4 separate regions of the Homo sapiens genome follow, and all the other regions are linked to region 1. The links are chromatin contacts, found by Hi-C or POLR2A ChIA-PET in ENCODE. All regions are on one chromosome and are shown on one strand. The core of a region is the stretch at or near the end of the contact, and the rest is flanking DNA. Distances in the headings are between cores, read along the strand shown. Region 1 overlaps NRP1 (neuropilin 1). Region 2 overlaps PARD3 (par-3 family cell polarity regulator). Region 3 has its middle 200 kb from the start of LINC02629. Region 4 has its middle 28 kb from the start of LINC00838.

Evidence for each region. A loop is a pair of places that touch in the nucleus more often than their neighbours do. ChIA-PET counts read pairs that join two places held with the same protein, here RNA polymerase II (POLR2A). Pooled maps may share reads with other maps.
Region 2: a map of naive thymus-derived CD4-positive, alpha-beta T cell shows a loop between it and region 1 (6-fold over the local background). The contact joins two enhancer-like sites. A Hi-C loop is called at or near these places in 2 of 168 maps with a recorded cell type or tissue (HepG2 and naive thymus-derived CD4-positive, alpha-beta T cell), 1 of 37 single-sample maps with no recorded cell type and 4 of 50 pooled maps.
Region 3: a map of vagina shows a loop between it and region 1 (7-fold over the local background). The contact joins two enhancer-like sites. A Hi-C loop is called at or near these places in 1 of 168 maps with a recorded cell type or tissue (vagina) and 6 of 50 pooled maps. POLR2A ChIA-PET finds 5 or more read pairs at or near these places in 2 of 52 experiments (BJ and WTC11).
Region 4: a loop to region 1 is called in a map of HepG2, with 5 times the contacts of the local background. The contact joins two enhancer-like sites. A Hi-C loop is called at or near these places in 2 of 168 maps with a recorded cell type or tissue (Caco-2 and HepG2) and 1 of 50 pooled maps. POLR2A ChIA-PET finds 5 or more read pairs at or near these places in 1 of 52 experiments (PC-9).

Annotation. Positions count from the first base shown.
Region 1 is chr10:33,190,458-33,197,139 of GRCh38, forward strand. It overlaps NRP1 (neuropilin 1), which reads right to left. Exons shown (of 17, transcript NM_003873.7): 13 at 1,824-1,961. Among named protein-coding and RNA genes, the nearest start is that of IATPR, 77 kb to the left of the region's middle. Within about 2 kb of position 3,039, at least 17 of the 41 ENCODE cell types and tissues checked have a DNase peak (open chromatin) inside an H3K27ac peak, as active enhancers do.
Region 2 is chr10:34,121,805-34,128,486 of GRCh38, forward strand. The region is part of intron 23 of PARD3 (par-3 family cell polarity regulator); the gene reads right to left. Among named protein-coding and RNA genes, the nearest start is that of LINC02629, 220 kb to the left of the region's middle. Within about 2 kb of position 3,092, at least 4 of the 41 ENCODE cell types and tissues checked have a DNase peak (open chromatin) inside an H3K27ac peak, as active enhancers do.
Region 3 is chr10:34,099,273-34,105,954 of GRCh38, forward strand. No RefSeq gene overlaps it. Among named protein-coding and RNA genes, the nearest start is that of LINC02629, 200 kb to the left of the region's middle. Within about 2 kb of position 3,044, at least 19 of the 41 ENCODE cell types and tissues checked have a DNase peak (open chromatin) inside an H3K27ac peak, as active enhancers do.
Region 4 is chr10:33,796,896-33,803,577 of GRCh38, forward strand. No RefSeq gene overlaps it. Among named protein-coding and RNA genes, the nearest start is that of LINC00838, 28 kb to the left of the region's middle. Within about 2 kb of position 3,881, at least 7 of the 41 ENCODE cell types and tissues checked have a DNase peak (open chromatin) inside an H3K27ac peak, as active enhancers do.

The DNA.
Region 1 (6,682 bases), core at 1,789-4,288:
TTTCCTTGTCATTCTCATTAGGCAAGGAGGTGGCTGTGGTGGAAGGAGGCCTATTCAACCTATTTAATGGTTATATTCACTGGGAGAAAAGTGAACCACAAAATGGGAAAGGCATGAAGTACCCTTGGCCCAGCCTTCAGTCCACTGACTCACTCACCCAAAGAGCCAAGATGGGGAGAATTTAATGAGATTTCCTAGCATCAGCAAATGCCCCCCTGGGGTACCTTTTGGGAAGCCACTACTTGAGCAAGCAGTGCTCTGTAAGTATTTCTGAGTGGGTGCAGAAGTTCATGGATTGGGCGTTTGTTGTGAGTGTGTATATGTGTGTGTGTGTATGTGTGTGTGTGTGCATGTGTGTTGGGCCAGACATGGCTGGTTATTTCTTTATTTTTAATTTTTATTTTTTTCTCTTTAGAGACAGGTTCTAATTCTGTCACCCAGGCTGGAGTGCAATGGTGTGATCATAGGTCACTGCAGCCTTGAACTCCTAGGCTCAAAGGATCCTAAAACAGACTCTGAGTAGCTGGGACTACAAGTGTGCGCCCTTATGCCTGGCTGATTTTAAAAAAAAAATTTATTTTGTAGTGTCAGTATCTTGCTATGTTGCCCAGGCTGGTCTCTAACTCTCTAACTCAACTGATTCTCCTGTTCTGGCCTCCCAAAGTGCTGGGATTACAGGTGTGAGCCACCACGTCCAGTCTGCTGGTCCTTTATACTGTACTTCAAGTTGGGCAGTGAAATGACTAGGTGGGTAGCAGGAAGGGGGCAGATAATAGAGTTCACTGGAGAAGCTGCCAGCTTTTTCTGTCCCCCAACCCATTCCTCCCCCACCAATTAATCTTAGGAAGAAAGTAAGGCAGGAGGTGGTGGGAGGGTTGTGATCTAGGGCATGGTGAGGTTTCTACCTGCTCAAAGGAAATACACTACACTTTCAATCTTTCCCCAGTGAATAAGAATTCCACACCGTCTTTCCCCACCTCCCCTTCAAGGGTCGGGAGAGAGCAAGCATTGTGAATTGTTTCTTTAGTTGTAAAATAAACGAGGGGACATAATATATGCTTGGACTTGTTTGAAAATAATTCAGAGTCAGGGATGACAGACATAAATTAAGTTTCCTATGATCTGATAATTGTTGAAGCAGGGTCGTGCACATAGAGAATTCATTCTACTATTTCTTTTCCATTTGTGAATATGTTTGAAATTGCCCAAAATAAGAAGTTCAGAAAAAGTATAAGATGAGGCTAGTTGCGGTGCCTCACACCTATAATCCCAGCACTTTGGGAAGCTGAGGTGGGTGGATCACAAGGTCAGGAGTTCGAGACCAGCCCGGCCAATGTGGTGAAATCCCGTCTCTACTAAAAATACAAAAAATTAGCTGGGTGTGGTGGTGTATGCCTGTAATCCCAGGTACTTGGGAGGCTGAGGCAAGAGAATCGTGTGAAGCCAGGAGGCGGAGGTTGCAGTGAGTGGAGCTAGTGCCACTGCATTCCAGCCCGGGCAACAGTGTGAGACTCCATTTCAAAAAAAAAAAAAAAAAAAAAAAGGATAAGATGAATGCTAATTCATAGATCCTTGCCCAATTTGCTGTTTTCAAGGAGGCCAATCAGTGGCCAACTTCAAGGGGCATTACTATGATTTGCCCTATGCTTCTCGCTACTAGGGAAAGAGACATTGTTAATTCTAGAAAATAATAGCACATGTGAACGCCTGTAGTAATTCCTACCCGCCCTAAATTCACAGACATTAGAAACCCTCCCAGTAACACAGCCTCGGAATCAAAGAGAATCTGCAAAGCCATGCAGCCGAAGTGAACTCTGTGATACCTGTGTGATCCTGAATGGGTCCCGTCTTGCTGGTCAACACACTCCACTTGAGCTGCACGTGATTGTCATGTTCCCAGTGGCAGAAGGTCTTGTGAGAGCCCCAGCCAAATTCACAGTTAAAACCATATGTTGGAAACTCTTCAGTGGGTGGGAAGTAAAAATAAGAGACAAGCAAAGAAAGGCAAATTTGATCATTTAGGGTCACAAAGGCCCTTGGTTCACTCATGGAAAGCACGATTTATACAACTTTATGTCTGTTTGAAAATTCCAGGAAAGCCAGGATTACCAAGAAACCAAAAGATGCATGGAGATGTCAAAATGTTTGCAAAACCACATTTAGTAATTTCTTTAAAAATCCAGCTTTAAAAGGATTATGGACTGCCTGTCAAATTGGGTTTACATAAAATCTCCAGGAAGGCTATTTTCTAAAGCACGTGTATTACATTTGCTGCACTCTCCCCATTTCCACAGTATTTAATATGAAAGCCATTCTGTTCTTGAGGATAAATCATATAAGTTGATACCCACCAATGAAAAGAATCTTAATTAGAGATTGACCCATGAAGCCTCAAAAGTGGAAAGTAACTTGGCGAAATGCCTCACCCAGGAGGTTTTCTCTATTTCCACCTCACCAGTTCATGCTTCAGGTCTTTAATGTCAGGGTTAGAATCTCTTAAGCATTTTAGGATTATTTTTTTTTCTTCCATGCCTTCTATAAGGTCGATTAATTTAAGTATAAATTTCTGCTTTTTTAATTTCTAAATTTACATATAAATTGTTCACCCGGCTTAAAACCTCAATGTAAGGTCATCTAAATCCAAAGCCCATTTCAATAGCTACCCGTTTTTACTTCTCTTTTCTTTTTTTTAATGTTCAAAAGGCTTCCTTAGGAATCTGAAAAGACAGCGTGAATGAATTCACGGGAATGACTTGCCTTGTGTGTGCCCTACAAGGTGCTGTTGGACTATGGTGTTTTTAAAACCCACAGCCTGACATTTTACACAGCCTCTTTTTGAAAGGAGCTTAACTTTTAAGTATGGGAAAAATGAAATCATTGCTACTTATTCCAAGTATGACTGTTGTTTTGGTAAACATAAGCTAACAATAAAAAAAATTCTAAAGATGAAATTCTCGGGCTTCTGCCCCCTCCTTTCGTCCTCCTATAAAGAACGAAGCCCGCAGATGCAGCTGTTTTCTCCAGTGACGAAGGGCCTTTAGGCTTGTCACTGACTTTAGGCAGTCCACGAGGTGGCAGCATTGAAACAAACAGGAAGGCGCCTGGGGCATCTGGACCGTTGAACTTAAAAATAAGCCTCAAAAGAATCCCTATGAACAATAAGGGAAGTCTGGTATTAGATGCTGTATTAGGGTCAGGCCAAGACCTTATCTCATTTTGAGCTTCTTTAACTTGCTTGTGTTTATTAACAAAGTATCTCGCCTTCTGCTCTGAGCCTTGTCTCCATGGCCCCTCCCCCAATGGCAGGAGGAATTTTAATGGGAAGATTTATTGAATAGATAAGAATGATTTACTTTGCATTTTTAGTTTATAAGGAACCCTTTTCTAGAGCTAATGTCAAATTTTGGAAGGAATCCACCATAAAAACTGTCCAAATGGAGCAGTTTGGATTCTCCCAATGATAATGTGACCTCCCAAAGGGTAGACAGAGCCAGTTTGGGAAAGTAAACTAGTAAGCTATGTGATGTGTAAAATGTGAGTACTTTCATTTAGTGCAAACAGGCTATATTTCACAGCTGTAGTGTCATCGGAGAGATATATTTCATGTCTAGTCTATCATAGCCATGAAATAGGACTTCTTAAGGCATGGGAAACCCTCTCCAAAATTTACCACTCTTTTCCGCAGCAAGATTGAATTATGTAGATGAAGTACAGTCAACTGAACGGTGACTGAATGATTGAGCAACCTTGGATGCCAACGCCCATGACCCTGAAATGTACTGTTGCATAATCTCATGTTAGAAAATGTTAATATTGGAACATGTTAATGTGTGTGTGGTTTTGATTTTTCTCCTTAAATGTACTTTATAAAACATGCACATTCAGGATAAAGAAAGCCACCCCAGCACACACAGTTCTGCCTGTATTTACTTTGTTAATACATTACATTTATTGTTTATAGAACAGAAAATGACATCATCCATTCTTTTGGCTCTTCATATTCTGATGATACCATAAAATGTAGGAACTTGGATATTTTTGAAATGACCAGGACATGGAACCGCTTTGCCTGAAAAAATGTTTCAGGCACTTCTCGCTTCAGAGAATGACAGTCTGCCTTTACCTTCCAATGTCCTTCCCCATCCTGTACATTTAACCAGGTGAACCGCTCTAAGTTTTTGTATTTTACTGCTCTTTTATCTTCTTGTCTTGATCATGTAACTTGTGGCAATTTGGTTATTTAAAGGATATGTTTTTAGATCAATGCCTTTTGTTGGGGAGGGTTATGGAGTGAGAGGTTCAATGTGGAAACTTCCAGCCTGGCTAGAAAGACAAACACACAAACCACCCATAAACATTTATAGAAAGGGAAAAGAAAGAGAGAAGGACAGAGGAAAGGAGAAAGGGAGAGAGAAAAGGAGAGAAAAAAGCAAATTAATGAATGAAACAAACATATAGGACTACTGACGTTTACGTTTTCAAAATATTACCCAAGCCCTGGCGGGGCACACAACTCTCATTAAATTCAATGGGGGTAATCCAGCTAAATCCCTTCTTGACTCTTAAAAATAGCAGGAAACAATATTCTGAACTTAAAACAAATTTACAGCCTCTGAGAGCAAGTACCAGCTGTGCTTGCCCAACCCATCTTGCCTGAAGTTGGATCATTAGCACCATATGTATGCATAAGGATTTAATTTTTATATCTGGTATTCCAAACTTCTATAGAGCAGTTTAACTCACTTGTTCATAGACTAGTCTTTCAGTCTAAACAAGCAGAGGTGCTCAGGCCCATACAATCGTAGGTGATGAATATACTCCGAACTGCTGCAGGAATGCTGGAGGAGCCTCAGAGGGTTAGAGCTCTCGCCAGAGAGAGCTAGATTAAAAATGTAAGGATCCCATCACTTGCTGGCAGAGCATTAACCAGCTTTTATGCATCTGATTACATAAAAGTATATAAATATTATATGCCCATGGAGTTTATTATATTGATGAGAATCAGCAAGATGAAATAGTAAGACTCTGAGTTGAGTCTATAATAGCAAAATGGAATTATGATGAAGGTTTTGAGGTCTCATTGACTGCTGCTTGTGATGATGCTTGAAGAATCTGGAGCCTGCAGAACAGTGTGGATCAAAGTATCAGGTGACTCAGGCCACTGGGTCAACTCTTCAGAGTTAGACCTGACCCCTGGCTTGAAGCATGCTCAAGTCCCCATGCAATATTCTGGGCATTGACTTAGCCAGAAGGTGACAATCAACAGAAGTCCTTCCAGGAAGGTCAGACAGCCCATTACCCACAAACAGAGCACTTGGAGTCCAGATTCATGACTCAGACAATGGAGAAACAGGAAAGCAAGTCAATTTGAAAAGAACTCTGCACTGACTGTGAAATGCAAACCGGACCTGACCACCCCTGATCAGTAGACCCGCGTGGTTTGGATTGAACTTGTTCAGATGGTGATAGCAACGGGTCCTACTGTTTGCAATTTGCATACCTGCCCTCTGACCACAGTAGACTCTGTGACAGGACCGACTGGCCCCTCTGAGAAGCCATCCCTTGAGTGACCTTGAGATTGTGCACAAATCAAATGTGTTAACAAAACCGCTCCTGCTCTGACAATATTGACCTTCAACATTCAGGGAAGATTACCTAGATTTGGAATCTGATAGAACTTTCCATTTTCTACACAGCTGTTGTTCACTTTTATTTTTTTTAACGATCCCTACCCCCTTTCATAGTCAAGGAGAAGAGAGATGAGATGAAACAAATTAGCTGGCGACTTCATAGTGGCTTTAATTACCTCTCTGGTAAGAGAAGAAACTGCAACAACAGCTAAAATGTTTGTTATATGATCAGAACTTCATTTGTTCACCTCACCCCTCTTCCCTATCCCAGAAAGGACATAGAGAACCAACTGGTGGTCACTACCCTTCATCCACAGAAAATCTTCCTGAGGGCTGAGAACTTTCAGGAAAGGTACAAAGAAAAGGAAAGGCACGGCTTTTTTCATGAGATACCTTCAGCTATGGGAGGTGCCTGCGCAGTCTTTGAAAGCCACATTTTACAACTTAAGATGTGTGTAGGACGACACCATTTTCTGAATTTAGGCAGTGACTCTTCTGTTTCATCTCTTGGTTTTGTAGAGGGTGTCTGGGCTGTGTGGTAGCAGGAATTTTGTCAACCTGAACATGCTACAGGGCAGCTGGGGGTTAAGTTTGACCAAAGAGAAGTTTGTTTTGCAGTTTAATCAGGTCAACAGTGACAGCGTCCTTTAAGGAAGCATACTAATTAGGGCGGCCCTTTCTACTTTCTGCCTAGCTGGGTAGTGTCATACCATAGAGGAAACATTGATATACACCACACGCCCCATTAATAAATGACTGCAGAAGCCAAGACTGAGTGAGCTTCAATAGAGGAAATGGGAGAAAGCTGGAAAACTGACCTGTTCACCTTAGTCTAATGATTAACTTTAAAGTATTTAAAACCTCTGATTGCTTATACTGACTGTTTCCCTTCATGTACGTCTGCCGGGAAGAATTTCACAGGATACTAACAAAACACAAAGGCCAGTGAGAGGAAGGCCACCGTTTAACCGTGACTGGCCCCTGATCGACAGCAAACCGAGGGCTTTAAAAGTCGTTACGCTTTTCTATTAATAAAAGGATGAGGAGGTGCT
Region 2 (6,682 bases), core at 1,842-4,341, 930 kb after region 1:
TAGGGGCTTTATAACCACACTCACTGGAACAAATGTGTATTCAGAGACCCGCTTCACAACACCGTTCAAATAACACATCAGTGAGGCCTTCAGCAAGAAAAACACTTCGCTGAGCGAGTTCTGCTTATGCAAACAATTGTTCATCAACTGCATTAAAAGAGACAGACATTTTCTTCCATTACACTTGATGAGGCTGGCCAAAAAGGAAACTGAGCTGTTTTCTTGTCACGGTGAGCAATGGGAAGCTTGAGATAAACCACTGGACAGAAAGAAAACACTACACCATTTCCTTTACACCCTCAAAAGAACCACATTTTCCTTTCCTTTTCACTCAGTGTAAACTATATGCATGTGTCAAACAGTCTTGAAAGATCTGGCATTCTGCAGCAGGATTTAGTAACCAGCTTTTTAAGCTCGTGCTGTTCTGTGACAAGCTGCTTGTGGAGATGTGAAGGGAAATTGCAAGGTCTTGTAGAAATTTCAGGTGTATTTTTAAGTTGTTTCTCCCATAGGCCTGAAAATTTGCTTCTGACAGAGAAAAAAGAAGTTGAAGGACTTGTTTTCTCTGCTGTGTGTTTTCTGACACTGTTCGCCTCAAACTTTATCAGCTACAAGTATCTAGTTGGATCTGGATACATTCCAATGATGACATTATCAGCATATGGGGTCTGAAAACTTAAAAGGAGTGAATGAGTTTGGGATCAGCAAACTGACATATTTCATACTATCATGCTCACCAGGAAGAAACATAAACATTGGCTTCACCATTAATAGTTTACTCCATTTCTCTTTTTAGAACTTGCAAAAGGGTGGGTTACTAAACAGAATCACTCTTACCTTTAAGATAAAACCCTCTAACAGGTCACATATTTCAAGGAAGATTGCATACATGACCAGCCCAGAGCAACAACTAAATAAGTTCATCCCGGCAAGTTTGACACTTGACCTGAATAAAAATCACCCCTCTAATTCACAATTTAAATGAAGACCTCTTAAAAACAAAAACTGGATGAACAGTATTACAATGGCAATCTGGAATTTTACACACTGTGGCTTCAATCCCTATGGCATGAACAAAATAATGTATCTGAGTCCAAGCACAAAAATAAAGTGAAGAAAAGAGGTAATTTGTAACCTCACAGAGAAGTGTATGTTTTCAAATAAAATATCATCAACAACTGCAGCGACAAAGTAACACCCACATAGGGAAATACCTGCGCAGGCATAACTGTAATAACTCTGGAGATTCACCAGAGAACAAGGCGAAGCTCTGTTCTAACAGTGCAAATTACAAATAACCCTGTGATGAAATTGGTTACAAGCAATGACCTTTTAAATAAAAAAAAAACATGGCTGCCAGAGCCATAATAACAATAGAGATTGTAAGATGGAAATAAACACACGAGTATATATTACACAGGATGCTGGAGAGCCATGATATGTAAATCTCTTCATGGCCTATGTTTAAAACCACAAGTGAAAAATATGTATTTTTTTTTGTAAGTGGACTACAAAGTACTTGTCTTTCTCATAGATTATAAAGGGATAATAATTCAAGCTTGAGGAAGCTATACAATGTTGGTATCATTTAGTAGGGTAAAATATAAAAAAATATTTTCCACAGTTTTTTTTTTAAACATTTTGTTTTTATTTTAGAGTCAGAATCTTGCTCTGTTGCCAAGGCTGGAGTACAGTGGCACAATTACAGCTCACTGCAGCCTCAAACTCCTGGGCTCAAGCTGTCCTCAGTAGCCAGGACTACAGGTATGCACCACCATGCCTGGTTAATTTTTTTTTTCTTTTTAATTTTTGTAGAGGCAGGGTCTTGCTGTGTTGCCCAGGCTGGTCTTGAACTCCTGCTCTCAAGTGATCCTCCCACCTTTGCCTCCCAAAGTGCTGGAGATTACATGCTTGTAATGGTCTCATACGGTGTTTTATGAATTAAGTCTTTAAGCATTTCTCTTAATTAAATAAAATCATTGCTTCAAAATAAAAATAGAAAAAAATGAAAATACAAAACGAAATATTTAATAGACAGTTAACAGAGTAAAGAACAAACATGAATATCCACAGTACAAAGTTTCAGTACTAATTAGAACTAGGTAATACTGTAAGACTTTGACAGCTTAATATGCGAGTGTGCTGCCACTTATGAAATAAAATCATTGTTATATTAACATATACATAGAATATTCAATAATTTCAAATAATCTATCACTTTTCTTCTTATAGATAAGGAAAATAGTGTGTAAGTATGTGTGGGTGTGCACGTGTATATATATATCCACACACATATGTAATATTTTTATAAAGGATCACTTTGAGCAGATTTTCTCCTTAAATTATGAATGATAAAAATCTGCAAAATTTTGTATGTCCAAGGGCACATATAGAAAACAAAAAGTAAAATACAAAACATTCAGGCACTTTGGATGAAAACCTGTGATGAAGATGATGGTGAGAATGATGCTGATGACAAAAAGACTAATGGCATTCCCTTGAGATTCACAATCCTTACTTTAGCAATTCACATGAGCTGTGACCCTAATAGGAATTCCATATTCTGATAAGAGTAGCAATTTAAAGATTTGGTAGGGAGCAGAAATCATTTTTATGCCATTAAATCATGTGAAGAGTGTCAACTGTTGACTCTGTTGAAAAGTGGCCAGTGCTAATATTGGTAATTATTTTCTTCAGTAGACTTATGTACAACCTTTAATCAAAACAACGTTAACTTTTGTCTACCCATCGTGCCTTCCCAGCCTTCCGCACCCACCCACACATGCCATAATTATGTAACTATTGACTGAACTCTTGTGGGTCTTGAATGTTGAAAAGCTTAATTGCTCCTAAGGATGTGAGTAATGGCTGAAAAGACTGCAAAGCACACCCGTTTCCCTCATGAAGTTTTTAGAAATGAATGTTTTGGTCTTAATTGTATTTGTCTTCACCTCATCTTTCACACCAGTGCTTAGATCTTTTATCCCCGCCCCCATCTTAAGCAATAGGAACACTGAAAATAAAAAGGTTGCTCTACAAAACAAGCCAGGCACTTTAGTATCTGGGCTAATGGCAACCCAAGGTAGCTTCAGGAGTTCCTACCACACAGGGCTTCTGAGCATAGCATGGCCATGAGTCACAGAGCCTTTGGCTGAGGGACAGGTCACAGGGCAGAATAAAGTGCTGACTTTGCGACAGTACAGAGGCTCTCTCCATGTGTGATGGGCACCTCTCTGCAGATGGCTTATCTCCAGGTCTATTTCTTTCTTTTTTTTTTTTTGAGACGGAGTCTTGCTCTTGTCGCCAAGTTAGAGTGCAATGGCGTGATCTTGGCTCACTGCCACCTTAGCCTCCTGGGTTCAAGTGATTCTCCTGCCTCAGCCTCCTGAGTAGCTGGGATTACAGGCACCTGCCACCACGCCCGGCTAATTTTTGTATTTTTAGTAGAGACGGGGTTTCACCATGTTGGCCAGGCTGGTCTTGAACTCCTGACCTCGGGATCCACCCACCTGGGCCTCCCAAAGTGCTGGGATTATAGGAGTGAGCCACCGTGCCCGGCCCTCCAGGTCTATTTCTATGCGAGGTGATTTCCACCCAACTAGAGCTAGGGTCATACTCATTTCAAGGCTGTCAACTAAGGCAGCATTTTTTGAGTCAAGGCATGGAGGCCGCTAGGAGAAAATGAGAGCAGATACTTTTTAAGTCTTAAAAAAGATGGAAACGAAAGGAAAACCACCATTTTCTGAAATTGCCCAGGCACAGGGAGGCAATCTAGTGGTACAGAGTGGCTGTGTGCTATGACTGCCTTGCCAATTAAAGCAGGCAGAGCCCTAAGAGGGCAGGGAGAGCTATTAAAGTCTGAAACAGGAAAAGGGAGAAAAGGACAGATTTTGTTATTCATTGAATGACGGACAGCTAGGAAACAAGCAAGCTTGAGGGAGAAGAGGATATTCACATTGCAGAGTATCAATTTTCTACCTGAAGGACTAAACTACTTTCAGTCACTCCCAACCTGGGATGGAAAGGATTTAGCAATACAGCTATTATTAAAGGCTCCATTATCCCATCTATCAGTCGTCTCAGCCAGCAAGTCTCCTTGTTGGCAACACTCAGGTATCTGCAAAGTTTTTACGGCATACTGTACTTACGTCTGCAGCCTGCAATTTAGTTCTTTTAAAAGCAACACTAAGTCCTGTCCATATCGAAGCTCTGTGATAATAACCCTAACCTCACCTATTGTTCCATTATCTTAAGAAAGATTTAAAGCAACTTGCTGCTTTATTTATGTTGCACCTGGCACTACGTGAGGAAGAAGTTGCCTTTTCTTCTTCTCTTGCTCAACTTGGGAGAGAATTCACTTCAATTATGGAGCTAAGGAAATTTTCTGGGCCTCTGCTCATCTAAAGACCTTTTGTGCCACAAATCAGCTCCCTCAGGCCCAGACATTATTTTGAACAAAGGCCCAGGAACAGGTGCATTCTGTACTGCTAGAGCTTATAGAGAACATTTTCAAAATAGGTAGATTGAAAGGGCTACTTGGATGAATTTTCCGCAGCATCCTGCTCTGTATGTAAAGTAATTGGCTTACATATTTTTCTCTGTGACACATCTGGCTGCACTTTGTGTGTGGGCATTTCTAACAAGCATGACAATTTCAACTAATATGGGCTCAGTTGTACACACAGCTTGAAGGTGAGTTTGTGGTTCCTTAAAACTAAAATGATTACAAACCATTCCAAAGAATGAGATCATGGTCCCATCCCTTCCAAATACAGTGACCCTTCAAGGTCAGAATACATAAGAGAAGAGAAGGATTCCAAGATGCAAAAAGCTCATTTTGTAAAACAGATAATTAAAACCATAGACCAAGCTACATTTTAAACAACTGAGCAGCTCTTCCTAAGGTAACCATAAGAATTGGTATGAAAATTAATACACTAAGTAGAATTCCAGTCACTTTAAGCTCATTTACATGATCAGTAAAATAGAGCAAGATCTCAGTTTCTTGAAAATGAAAAAAAAAAAAAAAAGAAAAGGTCAACTTGTGACCCATAATTTAGGAAATGATTCCATTTCTAAGGTAATCAGCCTGTCATCCAAATAATTCCCTGCTCACTCATTACCGGAAATGCTAATACAAGCCAAGTTGTCTGTCTGAAGTTGCTATGGCATTTTGATATATAATAATGTGGTCCATGACCTTCAGTAGTTGAGTTTCCAAATGTACAAGATTTTTTCAAACATTTTCCCTAACATGATTGTTCATATTAAGTAGATAACATAGAAATGCATTCCAGCCTATTCACTGTTCCCATTCAAAGTTAAAATCTTATAAAGAAACCAAAATGAATTTCAAATCATTTTCACTTTTCCCAATGAAAAACATCTAGATACTAAGACGTAGGAAATACTCATTTAGCCTCAAACAAACCTGGAGGTCTCGCATGTGGATACAATGTCAGAAACCAGAAATAAACTCATCAATCTGAGTTCTCAAAGACATATGTCTGCTTCTCTGTTATATATTTAAAATATATTCCAATTTCAAAGAGGGGTTCTTTCAAGCCTTTTCTGACCACCGCACACTGATGTGGTCCTCACAGCTCCGTGGTTCTCAACACCCCATGCACACCCCTAGCCTACCTCTGCTATATGGTACCAAGTATTCCTTTATTTTTTATCAGTTCTACTGGAGAGTTCTGAGGGCATTTTTTCTTTTCGATCTTTGTTCTCCCATACCAACCACAATGCCTGGGACATAGTAAGAACTCAATGAATTTGATGAATTAAATAATTAGTTAAAGAGTAAATGTCAAGATGCTGGTTTGGAATCCACATTCCCAGGCAAAGTCAAATGGCGAACACTGCTCCTCATGGCATGGTATGGAGAATGATAAGCTCAGGCGGGGCTGTGCCAGGTTGGAACTGTGTGCATGTGTGTTAACTATTTCCATATTCAGCTGCTGTTTTCTCCTTCAGCTTGACACCATGCTCATTACTCTTTTCAGCCTCTTTGTGTAAATATACATAGTTAAGAATTTATCACACATCACAAAAGAATCCTGTTTCAAGAAATGTAGTAGGAATGGATTGAGTCAATTATGCCAAACAATATAAGCAGATTAACATAATTCTGTCATGTTGCTACATGGGAATGACTCAATGTACTTGATCATCTAGGAAAATGAACTAAATACCTTAGAAAAATGCCATTAATAGTAATATTGTTGCAGAAGACAATTAGAGATTTTCCAGGGAACTTGTTTTATAACCTCCCAAAGTTAGGCAAGAATTGATTTCATGAGGTGCTTTTACACCTGGATGCTGATCCCACATTGCCAGTTGCCCCATCTTCCTCACCTGAACTAAGTTAAAGCTCTTCAAACTACAGTTGACCCTTGAACACCATGAGTTTGAACTTTGAGGGTCCACTGATACACAGAGTTTCTTCCACCTCTGCCACTCTGAGACAAGACTTACTCCTTTCTCCTCCTCCCCTGCCTATTCAATCTGAAGACAATGGAGAAGATCTTTATGATGATCCACTTCCATTTAAAGAAAAGGAAATGTATGTTCTCTTCTTTATGATTTTCTTAATAACATCTTCTTTCTAGTTTATATTACTGTAAGAATACAGCATATAATACATAAAATGTACAGAGTGTGTGTTAATCAACTGTCT
Region 3 (6,682 bases), core at 1,794-4,293, 910 kb after region 1:
ATTTAAAATCTCCATCCAGGGGTGTTCTTTTTACTATTATAATGAGCAAAAAGCTATTCTAGAGTGAGTTTTTGGAGGAGTGCACGTGCTCGTCAGTGGGGAAAGTCCTTAGCGTGGTTACCTCCAGCTAGGGCTTGATAAATCCCCTTCAGGGCTGGAGGAGCCCCAACCACAAGACCAGATGTGATCTTGCCCTTTTTGCTGACTGCCAGTGGGCAACATCTCCAAGACTTCTTTTCCCAGGGGGCTCCCTGGGCTGCTCGTTTCTGGCTATCTGCTACTCTAACAAGATCAGGAACAAGACTCAGGTGCCCACTCTCAACACTTGTATCCAACACAGTACTAGAAGACCTAGCCAGAGCAATTAGGCAAGAAAAAAAATAAATCAAAAGCATCCAAATAGGAAAGGAGGAAATTAAATTGCCTCTGTTTGCAGATGACATGATTGGATCCTGGCTCCTGTCATGTGGCGTTTGCATCTTAATTCAGTCCCCACTCCTCCATCTGAACACTTAAGTTCTGCATGAGGTTGCACGCTGGGCTCATCAGGGCAGGCTCAGTTTCCATGACCTTTAACCTGAGGGTGTCCATGGCAGCTGAAAAACGATTTAGCTTTGCTACGTAATCCAAACACTTGGTGATAACATGTTAATATTGGGGTTATTTCTTTCCTTTCTGTACACACACACACACACACACACACATAAACACACATATGTATCTAAACACACACATTTACACATATACATGCATATACATGTGGCCATGATGAAGGCACAATTTGATATTTTAGTATCTTTTATTGAACATTATATTGTGATTATATTTCTATATTGGTGGAATTTATTCATAAACATTAACTTTAATAGCTATAATACACTACTGCATTCTATGCCATAATTTCCTTAGCCATTTCCCTAGTTTGGGATGTTTATGTCCAATTTTTCTGGCCTATAAACAATATTTTTTAACAGCTTTGGGCATAAATCTCTATCTAATCTACCTTTTGAGTTTCATCAGCTATATTCTAGAAAATGAAACCTCGGGGTCACAGGGGATCAAGTTTTTGGGATCTTGATATATTGCCAAATTCTTGTTGGATTTTCCAATCCTTCAAGACTCAGTTTACAAATCACTCCTCACAAAACTGTCTTTTTTTTTTCTTTTGAGATAGGGTCTTGTTCTGCCACACTGGCTGGAGTGCAGTGGCGCAATCATGGCTCACTGCAGCCTTAACTTCCTGTGCTCAAGGGATTCTCTTGCTTCAGCCCCCCAAGTAGCTAAGACTACAGGCACGCATGACCACACCTAACTAATTTTTGAATTTTTTGTAGAGATGAGGTCTCCCTATGTTGCCCAGGCTAAGTGATCCTCTGGCCTTGGCCTCCCAGAGTGCTGGGATTATAGATGTGAGCCACAGCATCTGGCTCCTATCTTAATTATGTCTCCTTTCCCTATTATTCCATCACAGCAACTCTGTTTTCACTGCTCTTGTCACAACATAATGTACTCTATCTAGTAGTGTGTTTACTTAATTAATGTTTGCCCCTGCCTCTGGACTGTCATTTTTATGAGAACATCAAGGTCTCTTCGTTGTTGCTATAGTTGTGGAGATGGGGTTTCACCATGTTGCCTAGGCTGGTCTCAAACTCTGAGCTCAAGTGATCCACCTACCTCAGCCCCCAAAGTGCTGGAATGAAAGGTGTGAGCCACTGCGCCCGGCCCAGGGTGTCTTTAGTTCACCACTGAATGCCCAGTGATGAAGACATTGTCTCGTATACTGTAGGCCCTGAATGAATGAATGAATGAACGAGTGATGTCTATCATCAAGACACAGACACACAGCAGGGAAGCGGGAGTGGGAATTGGGGCTGCTATGATGGGTGGAGCTATGACAGCCACCTCTAGGCACAATGCCCACATGCTCCCGGTGAGTCCTGCCTCAGCTCCTAGGGGTGGGCAGTGTTTAGAGCTGAGCATCTGCCTCCCTTCAGAGACCCCATGACACATCCTGCCCCACACCCCTTTCTGCTTCCGATGTCAGAAGGAAGCCCAAGACTTCTAGGTCCCATCTTTAGGTGGTCTCACTTCCCTCAGGGATTGTGCAGCCCCACCCTATTCTTGCCCTCACTGACACCGGCCACCTTCCCAGTGGTGGCTGCTGGAGGCTCCCCCCGCACATATTTGGGGGTTGGAAATGGGACAGGTGTCTTTCTTACTCCCATTGACACTTCCAGGTCATCGTTCTTCCTTTCTCAGGAATGCCTCCCCTTCTCCCTCGAAGCTTGTAATTAGACCATACTTTATTTCACTCCTTCTCACCATCTCCCATAGGCTTGTATTCTGTGAAGGTTTTAGCATTTGAATCGCTGTCTTGCAACCATATTTGTTGTTGATGATGATTTTGGTGTCCTCCAGCACACTGGTCTCCCTGCTCCTTAACTGCCTCACTCTCTATCTTGCCTTCTGCCTCGTGTCCACCACCGTGTCCCAGGCCACTCCTACCAATGTCACTCCTGCCAGTATTCCCTCCAGAGTCTCTACTGAAAGCACCCTAGTCTCATACAACACGGATCCCCCAACTCCAACCCGTCTGCTCCTTCTCACATCCTAGTCCTGAATCCTGCTTTATTTTCTCTGCACCAAGCATCACTGTCTGAACGTTACACAGCCTGGCTATTCCCCGTTAGTGTAAGACTGCGTTATTCCCTAGTGAGTTTCCAGCATATACATGGCACCTGGCCTACAGCAGGAGCCATGAATGAATGAATGAATGAATGAGTAAATGAATATGAGATAATTGTTTTCCCTAAACTGACTGCATATTCTACATAGTAAATTTCAAGCCACATAAAGTGGCATCTTAAAAAAAAAATCAATATTGGCTTCTTTGTGGCCTTACAATTACCTTGAACAAATCACACACACAGGATATCTCTGAGTATCAATTAGTCCAGAGGGAACCACTGAAAGGACTTAGGATACACAGCAGAAGATACCAGCATAGTCTGCTGAGTAACCAGTCCGAGATTAGAAGTCCCTGATGAGCCATCCCCGAATGAATGGAGAGAACATTTCCTGGCTTACGGGAAGGAGAGCCAGAGCCAAGGGAAGTGCCTCGTTCAGCTGGATTAGTTATTGGAAACTCGTTTCCCTAGGCCAGCCAGTCCTTCCAGACGCTGAGAGTCTGTGGCTGTCTAGCCTCTTCTCCAGGGGCGTGGGATCACGGGAGATGGGCCTGCTGCATCAGCTCCTGGCTCCTGCCTTCCGGCCCCCGCAGTCCATTTAAAGGCGCAATGGAGGAGAAGCGCCCGTGCTCTCAGGGCCAAAGCCGTGAGCCAGTCCTAGAGAGCTTCCAGAGCAAGGCCCTCCAGTCCTAGTCGGCTTCCCCAACTCTGCCTCCATGCTCTGAAACTGACCCAGAAAAGCAGGCATGTTAGCAACTGGCAGTGTTTCTCTCTCAGATACGGGAACTGTGCTTGATTAGGATCTTGAGTGAAATAAGCCATCGTTTCATTGGGAATGTCTCAGAGCTCAAAGTTTCTTTCTATGTATGCATAATTAATATTCTACCTCTTTGAAGATAAATTTTATCTATCCAACTCTGTAAATGGATCATTTCCCCTTGGCTATTACTATGTCGTCTCCTTTCCCAAAATAAAATAAAATACAAAGACAAAATGGTATGTAAAAAAAAAAAAATCCTCGCTAAAAATGATTTACATTTTTATTCCCAACATGAAAAGCTCAAGAATGTTTTTAATGCCTGTCCAGCTTGAAAGCCGCTGCAAATGTCTTACAACATTTTGTAACAGGCTTTTCCCATCTGTGCTGAAAGCAGCTGATGATTTAATGCAAATTGTTATTGTTTCACAATCTCCCAGCGATCTTTTCTATTTTGGATTAGCATCCAAGGCCTTTTTTTTGCATCTGCTACAGAAGCCTGCCTGTGAGGAACTGGCGTTTCATTGTGGCCATTCTGTGTTCCGCAGCGCCCTGTTTTCCTTGTGTTTCAGATCCTCCTCAGTTTCCAACATTTTCACTTAACTCTTCCTTTTCTCAACCTTGAAACCTGGCTTAGAAATGAACCCCTTCTGGTCTGAGGGTCTTAAACACTGAAGCAGAGGAGGCAGAGCATGAAACCACGGTCACCAGCAAGGGAGCCCGGGAGGCTCTGCACATCCACATGGAAGCCTGGCTAAAATGTCTATTTCAGTAGACTTTGCAAATTTATGACACCCAGTGCCTGAAGTGTGAATGAACCATTATATGTATATGTGTATAATGTGTTTGCATACATATATAATATGTAATTTTATAATATAAATAGTATTATGATTCATAAATATTTTAAATTAAAAAAATTTTTTAGACAGAGTCTCGTTCTGTTGCACAGGCTGGAATGCAGGGGCGTGATCTTGGCTCACTGCAACCTCCACCTCCTGGGTTCAGGCGATTCTCTTGCCTCAGCCTCCCTAGTAGGTGGGATTACAGGCATGTGCCACCACACCCAGCTAATTTGTTTGTTGTTGTTGTTGTTGTTGTTGTTTTTAGTAGAGATGGGGTTTCATCTTGTTAACCAGGCTGGTTTCAAACTCCTAACCTCAAGTGATCCACCTGCCTCGGCCTCCCAAAGTGCTGGGATTACAGGTGTGAACCACCGTGCCCAGCTTTAAATTAAAAAAAAAAAAGTTTGTTTAAAGACATGGTCTTGCTCTGTTGCCCAGGCTGGAGTGCAATGGTGTGATCATAGCTCACTGCAGCCTTGAACTCCAGGGCTCAACCAAACCTCCCATCTCATCTTCCCAAGTAGCTAGGCCTATAGGTGCATGCTGCCATGCCTGGCTAATGCTTTTTTACTTTTTGTAGAGATGGGGATCTTGCTATGTTGCCCAGGCTGGTCTCAAATTCTTGGCCTCCCGCTTGGCCTCCCAAAGTGCTGGGATTAAAGGTTTGAACTTTTCATTGTACCCATAAAATTAATTTTCAAAGGATTACTAATTTTGCAATTGTTTATACATTATGTTGTACTTTTTTTCCCATCAACGAAATGTACAATGACCATCAAGTAAGGCATTTAAAATTGCCTAAAGTAAAATCTTTTTATTTGATAAAACCTTTGTATCACAAGTAGGGGTCACAGTTGGGACAATGAGTTTTGGGTTCTGATTGAGCCACTCATCACCTGGCAAGTCTCAAATTCTTGGTTTCTCAGTGTCCTCATGTGTAAAATTGAACTATCATTTCTCTACCCTGCTTCTCAGGGTTTGGGGACTCAAGAAGAAAAGATGGGAACGTTTTGCAAATTGTAAAGTGCTACACAAATAAATCAATCAAAAAAAGTAAGAAGCCAGGAGCAGCTTGTGGACTTTGCGGGTTCATATTTTGCGGGAATGCTTTGGTTGCTGGGACCGGAATGGGGGCCCCTTGGGCCTGGATAGAAGTCAAGCCAAGCAGATAAAATTAAAGCAAGTTTGGAAATGGAGCTCCAAGTCAGGGCATGTGCACAGCAAATTCACTTTGAGGCTTTATGAGTTCAAAGGTTTGCTATATTCCAAAACACCCCACGTTCTTTGGCGAGCCCTAATCTGACCCATCTCAGGGTTGTCAGCCAACGTTTTTACCCATTTAATCCCATCATAAACAACTGCAATGGATACGTTGCTGCTGACAACTCGAGCCGGGTAAATGCAAGTCAGATATGAACTGAACCCTGAAACCAGATCATTAGCCCGGGTCATGATTGGTTTAGAAATTTGTGTTGTTTTCCTTCCTCTATTTCCTGCCATAGAGTGCCAGCAATCTATGGCACTTTCCCCCCTCATAGTTTGCAGTCAGCTGGGCCCAGAGCCATGCGAAGCTGTTTTTAATGGCAAAACCTTCAAAGTTGTACTTAAAATATTTGCATCATAAAATCCCTCATGGAAGCCAAACCTCGGTTTCAGAAGGAACCTTCTTGCAAGCGGGGAGACTGCCTCCAGGGAGCGAAGAAGGGCCCCTGCTCACGCCCCTTCCTCCCACAGACAATCCGCTGAGGCTGCTGACACCCTGCAGGATCAGATCATTGAGAGGCATCCACAGCATCTAGGAACAAACTCGAAATGGCTTTTCTAAGCCAGCAACGGTGTGAGGTGACTCAGCAGTTCACCGTGCAATTCAGAAAAAAGGTGTTTTCACACATTTAATTGATCCTGTGAGCAAGTAAGTGCTAAGCAGGAAAGATGAGGAATTGTCCAGCTTCACAGTGGGAAGACTCAATTCCTTGCCTCCTGCCCTCTACTCCCATGACCAGTGTTAAACAGACCCATCCGGAGTGGGGCAGGCCAGCGCAGATACAATGTGCTTAAAAAACACACAAATCAGGAAATAAAAACTGATGATTTAAATCGGAGCTCAGAAAGGGGAAAAAAATATGAGAAAAAGCGGTTATCTTCTTCAGAAAAGGATTCTCGATCTTAGGGGATCCATAATGGAATTCTTTAAAGGTGAAATTCCCTATCGCGTCTTAGCCTTTTTTGGCTAAGATCAAGTGTGAAAGTGAAATTCCCTGTGATGGGGCTTATGATGGGGCTTAACTGAAGGCAACGAAATTTACGGACAGAGGACATCCATAGGCTTTTACTTTGCTGAATGGAATATGAAAGTCTAGGAGAGGAGAAGGATGCGTGCTGGCGGAGAAGAT
Region 4 (6,682 bases), core at 2,631-5,130, 610 kb after region 1:
CCACTTCAGACACCAATGGCGAATCACAGGATGCAGCTTGTGCTTTTGATTAACTGGCTATAAATCAGGGTCTCATGATTCCACCCCTTTGGATTGGATACTTTGCTAGCGAGACAGAGCAGGGATCCCTCTTAGGGGCCTGCCAGAAGTCTTGAGTCTCTATAAGGGAATTTCCAGGCACCTAGGCCCAGTGGCTAACACCTATAATTTCAGCAATTTGGGAGGCCAAGGTGGGTGGATCACTTGAACCCAGGAGTTTACAATCAGCCTGGCCAACATGGTAAAACCCCATCTCTACGAAAAATACAAAAATTAACCAGGCATGATGGCATGCGCTTGTAGTCCCAGCTACCAGCTACTCAGGAGGCTGAGGGGGGAGGATTGCTTGAGCCCAGGAGCTGGAGGCTGCAGTGAGCTATGATTGCACCACTGCACTCTAGCCTGGGCAACAGAAAAAGACCCTGTGTCAAAAAAAAAAAAAATGTAAATGAGCAGCCTGATCAGCAAGAAGATAGTAGCAATAGTCTCCCAAGCAAGCCAGAGTCATAAGGTGTTTGGGCTCGCTATAGAGATGGAAGGGTAACATCTTGACATACGTACTTGCATTGCTTTTTGGAAGCAACTCACATGACATCACATGGTTGTCAGCTACAGGAAAACTGAGGACTGAACTCTGACTGCCATTTTTTTCTCTAAATTTCTTCCTGAGGGGCCTGGAAGGAGTCACATCCACAGGCCAGACTAAGGCTTAACCTCCATGTGTTGGTTTAAGATTTGACCTGCAACTTGTTTTCCTGAAATGTACCCCAGCCTTTAAAAAACCCTTGCCTGGCCGGATGCAGTGTCTCACTCCTGTAATCCCAACAGTTTGGGAGGCCAAAGTGGGTAGATCACCTGAAGTCAGGAGTTCGAGACCAGCCTGACCAACATGGTGAAACCCTGTCTCTACTAAAAATACAAAAAATTAGCCGGGAGTGGTGGCACACACCTGTAATCCCAGCTATTTGGGAGGCTGAGACAGGAGAACTGCTTGAACCCAAGAGGCGGAAGTTACAGTGAGCTGAGATCACACCATTGTACTCCAGCCTGGGCAACAAGAACAAAACTCCATCTCAAAAAACAAACAAACGAATAAATAAACAATAAAAACCCTTGCCTGTAAGTTATTGGGGAATTTGGGTCTTAAGCATTAGCTGCCCATTCTCCTTGCACGGTGCCCTCCAATAAATATTGTTTTCTCCAGCTGCAAACCTGGTTCTCAGTGTCTGACTTTACGCATCAGGTGAGCAGACTCCAGTTCAGCTCAGTAACACAATGATGGCTCACAGAACTCAAGGGAGCAGTTCCCTTACATTTACTGGTCTATTATAAAGGGCAGCGATGAACATCCAGATGGAGAGATGGAGAGGGCAAGGTATGGGGGTTGTAGAGCCTCCATGCCCTCTCCTGCATACCACCCTCCTATTACCAGAAAGGGGTCCCTATCCAGACCCCAAGAGAGGGTTCTTGGATCTCATGCAAGAAAGAATTCAGGACAAGTCCACGGAGTAAAGTGAATGTAAGTTTTTTAAGAAAGTAAAGGAATAAAAGAATGGTTGCTCCTTAGGTAGAGCAGTGGCGTGGACTGCACAGCTGATTATACTTATATAGTTATTTCTTGATTATATGCCAAGCAAAGGGTGGATTATTCATGAGTTTTCAGGGAAAGAGGTGGGCAATTCCCGTAACTGAGGGTTCCTCCCCTTTTTAGACCATATAGGGTAACTTCTAGACATTGCCATGGCATTTGTAAACTGTCAGGGCGCTGATGGGAGTGTTTTAGCATGCTAATGCATTATAATTAGCATATACTGAGCAGTGAGAGTGACCAGAGGTTATTCTTGTTGCCATCTTGGTTTTTGTGGGTTCTGGCCGTCTTCTTTACCACATGCTTTTTTATAGCAAGGTCTTTGAGACCTGTATCTTTTGACAACCACCTATCTATCTTATCCTGTGACTTAGAATGCTCTAACCTCCTGGGAATGCAGCCCAGTAGGTCTCAGCCTTATTTCACCCAGCCCCTATTCAAGATGGAATTGCTCTGGCTCAAAAGCCTTTGACACTCCCAGCATCTCCACATGTTCAACCACCCAGAAGCTCATCAAATCTTGTTGGAGAGTTTTTATAGAAGTTGGCCTCCAAGCTCCCCCAGTCTTCCAGAAGTTAGTGTGTGGGTCAGAAAATTCCATCTTTCTAATGGCTTGGTCTTTCCTCAGCCCCAACCTGAGGCTATTTAGGGACCCCACCCTAAGTTACCTCATTAACATAAACTTAGGTGTGATCAAAAGGGGTTCATTATGAATAACAAAAGACATTCCTATCACTCAGGAAATTACCAGGGTTTAGGAACTCAGTATCAGGAACCAGGGGCAAAGGCCAAATATATTTCATATTAAACCACTTTGAAGCAAAGGAGAGATGTGTCCCTCCTGAAAGGAGGCCACCTTCCACTTATCTTTTATATAAGCTGAGAGGGTCTCAGCTCAAACCGTGCTTCCCAGAGCCCAGAACTCCTGAGCTCATGTCCTACAAGCAGTTTTCTCTGGGGTTAATACAGCATTAGTAGTCACTCAGGACATTTACAATGGGCTGGAGGCCTTTATATAAAACACTTTGACATTTTTATTGTCTCTCTTTAAAGAAATATTTGCACAACAATTTTTATTTTATTAATAGGTACATTTTTCTTGCAGCAAGAAAGGATTATTTGCAGACACTAAAGTATTTACTTTTCCCATAACCTTGAAAGTATTGGCCTCGGGTTTGGAATTCACTTTCCCTATCAGGAAAGTGGGATAGAGAAAATTCCTCAAACGTGACCAGTGAAGATTAACAGGCCAATTTGGGAGCTTGCTTTTTAGCACCACCAGTCACGTTAACATTTTTGGCTTGCCAGAGCAAAAAGGGCACATTCTGACCTTTGTACATTACCCTCTCTCATTACCATGCTTCCCTTCAAAAGGAGCCAGGGAAGCCCACAGATATGGAGAACCAGAGAAGAAGCAGAAAAGATTGCAGCTGATCCTGAGTTGATGCAAAAAATAATAATAATAAGGCAATAAAAAAGCATCAAAAGCCAAGGATGTTACTGTTAAATTAGACATTTATTTATTTATTTATTTATTTTGAGACAGAGTCTTGGTCTGTAGCCCAGGCTGGAGTGTAGTGGCACAACCTTGGCTCTGCAACCTCCTCCTCTCAGGTGCAAGTGATTCTTCTGTCTCAGCCTCCTGAGTAGTTGATATTACAGGCACCCACCACCACACCCGGCTAATTTTTGTATTTTTAGTGGAGACGAGGTTTCACGATGTTGACCAGGCTGGTCTCGAACTCCTGGCCTCAAGTGATTCACACCTCACACTCCCAAAGTGCTAGGATTACAGGCGTGAGCCACTACAGTCGGCCTAAATGAGACTTTTAAATATGCTATAGATATCAGAGGAGTTTTAGTGCAATTGTCTCCTTAAATTTGTCAGGGAAATCATTAATCATTGGATGTTAAATGTATACAGATTGTTGAATAAATGAGCGGCACACGAAGACTGCATGATGATAATCCAAAAGGAAAAATGAGAAAGAGATGAGAGAAAGGAGAGAGGAGAGAAGGGGAAATTTCCTCTTTGCAGGCCACTCAAAACACGAAGCCAGCCTCTGGTTTCCAGTTTCATTATTTGGAGCCTTGCCTACCTAAATGGCAAGTCATTTTAAGAGCTTAAAAAAATCTTGCCAGGCACAAAGATAGACACATACTATGGGTATGCAGCAGCTTTTAATAGAAGTAAACTCGGGGCAGATATGAACATTGCGTAACTTCAGGCTTATGGTATCCACCTGATTGTCATTTGCCTAGCTGTCAGGGTCCCCTTGTCATCACTGGGTACCTGCGTGCACAGTCTGGCTGCAGAATCACATTCAGGGCAAAGGACGGTCCTGCCTTAATGGGGCTTCATGAGTATGACTTTACCATTTTCAATGGCAGGTAAAATCATTTTCCTCCTGCCTCCTAACAGCCATACCAGTCCAGGTTTAGAGGCACCGAACTCCACTTTCTCTTGCTGTTAGCATAATGGTAGGGTAAGGAAAAGCCAGCCACCCAGAGACAACCAACCAGATCAAGTAACCCAGACAGATAGAAATCTGTCAGAGAAGAATATTCCTTGGAACATGCTGTTTTTACATATCTTTTACTCACTGGCCATCTTACATAGTTAAAATTGTCAGTCATATAAAACTTCAATACCAAAACCTGACTCAGCCATCCTGGACCTGCTTTGCCTTCTAATCCTATTGTTCAGATGTTCCCATGTTACTTAGTCAATTATCCACCAAATATCTGATTGAACATCTATGCACTCAGGTCAAAATACTGTATAAAAAAACTACAGGATGCTAGGCACAGTGGCTCACACCTGTAATCCCAGCACTTTTGGAGGCAGAGGCAGGCAGGCTGATCACGTGAGCCCAGGAGTTCAAGACTAGCCTGAGCAACATGGCAAGACCTCATCTCTACTAAGAATACAGAAAATTAGCTGGGCCTGGTGGCATGTGCCTGTGGTCCCAGCTACTCAGGAGGCTGTGATGGGAGGATTGCCTGAGCCCAGAAATTCAAGGCTGCAGTGAGCTGAGACTGCACCACTGCACTCCAGCCTGGGCAACAGAGAGAGACACTGTCTCATAATAATAATAATAATAGAAATGAATGAGGTGTGGTCCCCTCCATCAAAGCCCATGTCCTTACCAAGCTTAATGTCTTTACACAAGAACGCTTAAATCACTTCTCCCTCTAGTCAAAGACAACCCGTATTATTTTCTTAGGCAGTTTGAGACTCTTAGAATCATCTCAGTCAACCTGAGTATGACCAACTTTCTTGAGAAACAAGTCCTTTTCTTACCCACCTACCACCCCTTCCAGATCTCCAGGCCATGTTCCAGCCAGTACTCATTGCTTCAGTGGTGATGGCCTCCTCATGTGTCTCAGTCAATCATTCATTGTGTAAACATTCCAGCAGCATCACATCACCCTTCTGAAGAAGTCACTGAAGCTCACCGCTGCCTGTAAAGTCAAATCTAGATTCACCTGAGGACAAATCAGATTAGGGCCACATCAAGGAACTAACATAAAATTAAGATATGTGGCATAACTTAAATAATTTAGCCAGTGAAATTCCTAGCCAGGTCTGAATGAGTTAAGTAAGAATCACATAAGAACTGGCCTCACCTGCAGTATTTGGGGCTGCATTAATTTTTGTGAGTGGCAGCCCACCTTTGTGCATATAAATTGGGTAATTACACGAGTAAATTGGAGTTTTTGCACTGAGAATCAGCACCTGGAAATAACAGAAGGCCAGAGAAAGCAGGCCAATTGAAACTTTTGCCCTTCATATTTGAAAGCAGCACTTTCTAGACAGCTTGAAGACTGAGGCTTGAAGAGACCTAACAGGAAAGAAGTGGGGGAAGAGCACCTAACCATTCTGTTTGTACATCATTTTCTATTTAAAGATAATAACGTGGTGTAGAAAAATTGAAACACGAAAATTATATATTTGGTCGTCTCATCTCAACTTCCAGCAGAGTAAAGATTGTCACAAAATTACCATACTTGCGTTGGACATAATTTGTTAGAAGTTGACGGCCTGAAAGCTCACATCTACCCTGAGACCTGAGAAGAACTTGTCCCAGAGTGAATCATGTCCTCTGTGTTTCTGGAAAGGACATCGATGGCCAACGGGCTTTGTTGAGGATGAACTTTGTCAATCAGTTATAATTTGTAAGATCCTGGCCACTGATATGTAGAAATATCTGATGTGTGTTGATCTGGAACAACTCACTTAACCTCCGGAGGCCTCATTTCAGCCACGAGGGAATTGACTAAGTGGGTAATGAAACTAACATTTTGGGATTGTCTACAATGGGCAAGGCAATTGACTTGTTATCTCATTCAATCTTAACCATACTGTGAGCTAGATATTATTGTCCTTATTTTACAGATGAGAAAGCTAAGAGAGGCTTAATAACCTATCAAACTCTCTTAGCTGATGATTCACATAACTAGGACTTAGAACCAGTAGGACTAGGTAGGTGATTCTTCTTTGTGTTTGTTTTTGTTTTTGTTTTTGTTTTGTTTTGTTTTTTTGAGATGGAGTCTCACTCTGTTGCCCAGGCTGGAGTGCAGTGGCACGATCTCGACTCACTGCAACCTTTGCCTCCTGGGTTCAAGCGATTCTCCTGCCTCAGCCTCCCCAGTAGCTGGGATTACAAGCACGCACCACCACACCTGGCTAATTTTTGTATTTTTAGTGGAGACGGGGTTTCACCATGTTGGCCAGGCTGGTCTCCAACTCCTGACCTCAAGTGATCCACCCACCTCGGCCTCCCAGAGTGCTGGGATTACAGGTGTGAGCCACTGCGCCCAGCCAGATAGGTGATTCCTAACTAGAGATGGAGGAGATGGAAGGAAGCTTGTTATCTCTTCAAACTACTCTCCCAGGTTGGATGCTTGCGGAGGGGCAGGACAGCACAGTCACTGTTGCTGTTGGAAACATGCCACATTCCTTAATGATATTAACACACAGCCCAAGACTGGAAACCCTGGTCTAGCCTCAAAACTCTGGCACTACTTCACACTGTCTCCCAGCCATTTTTA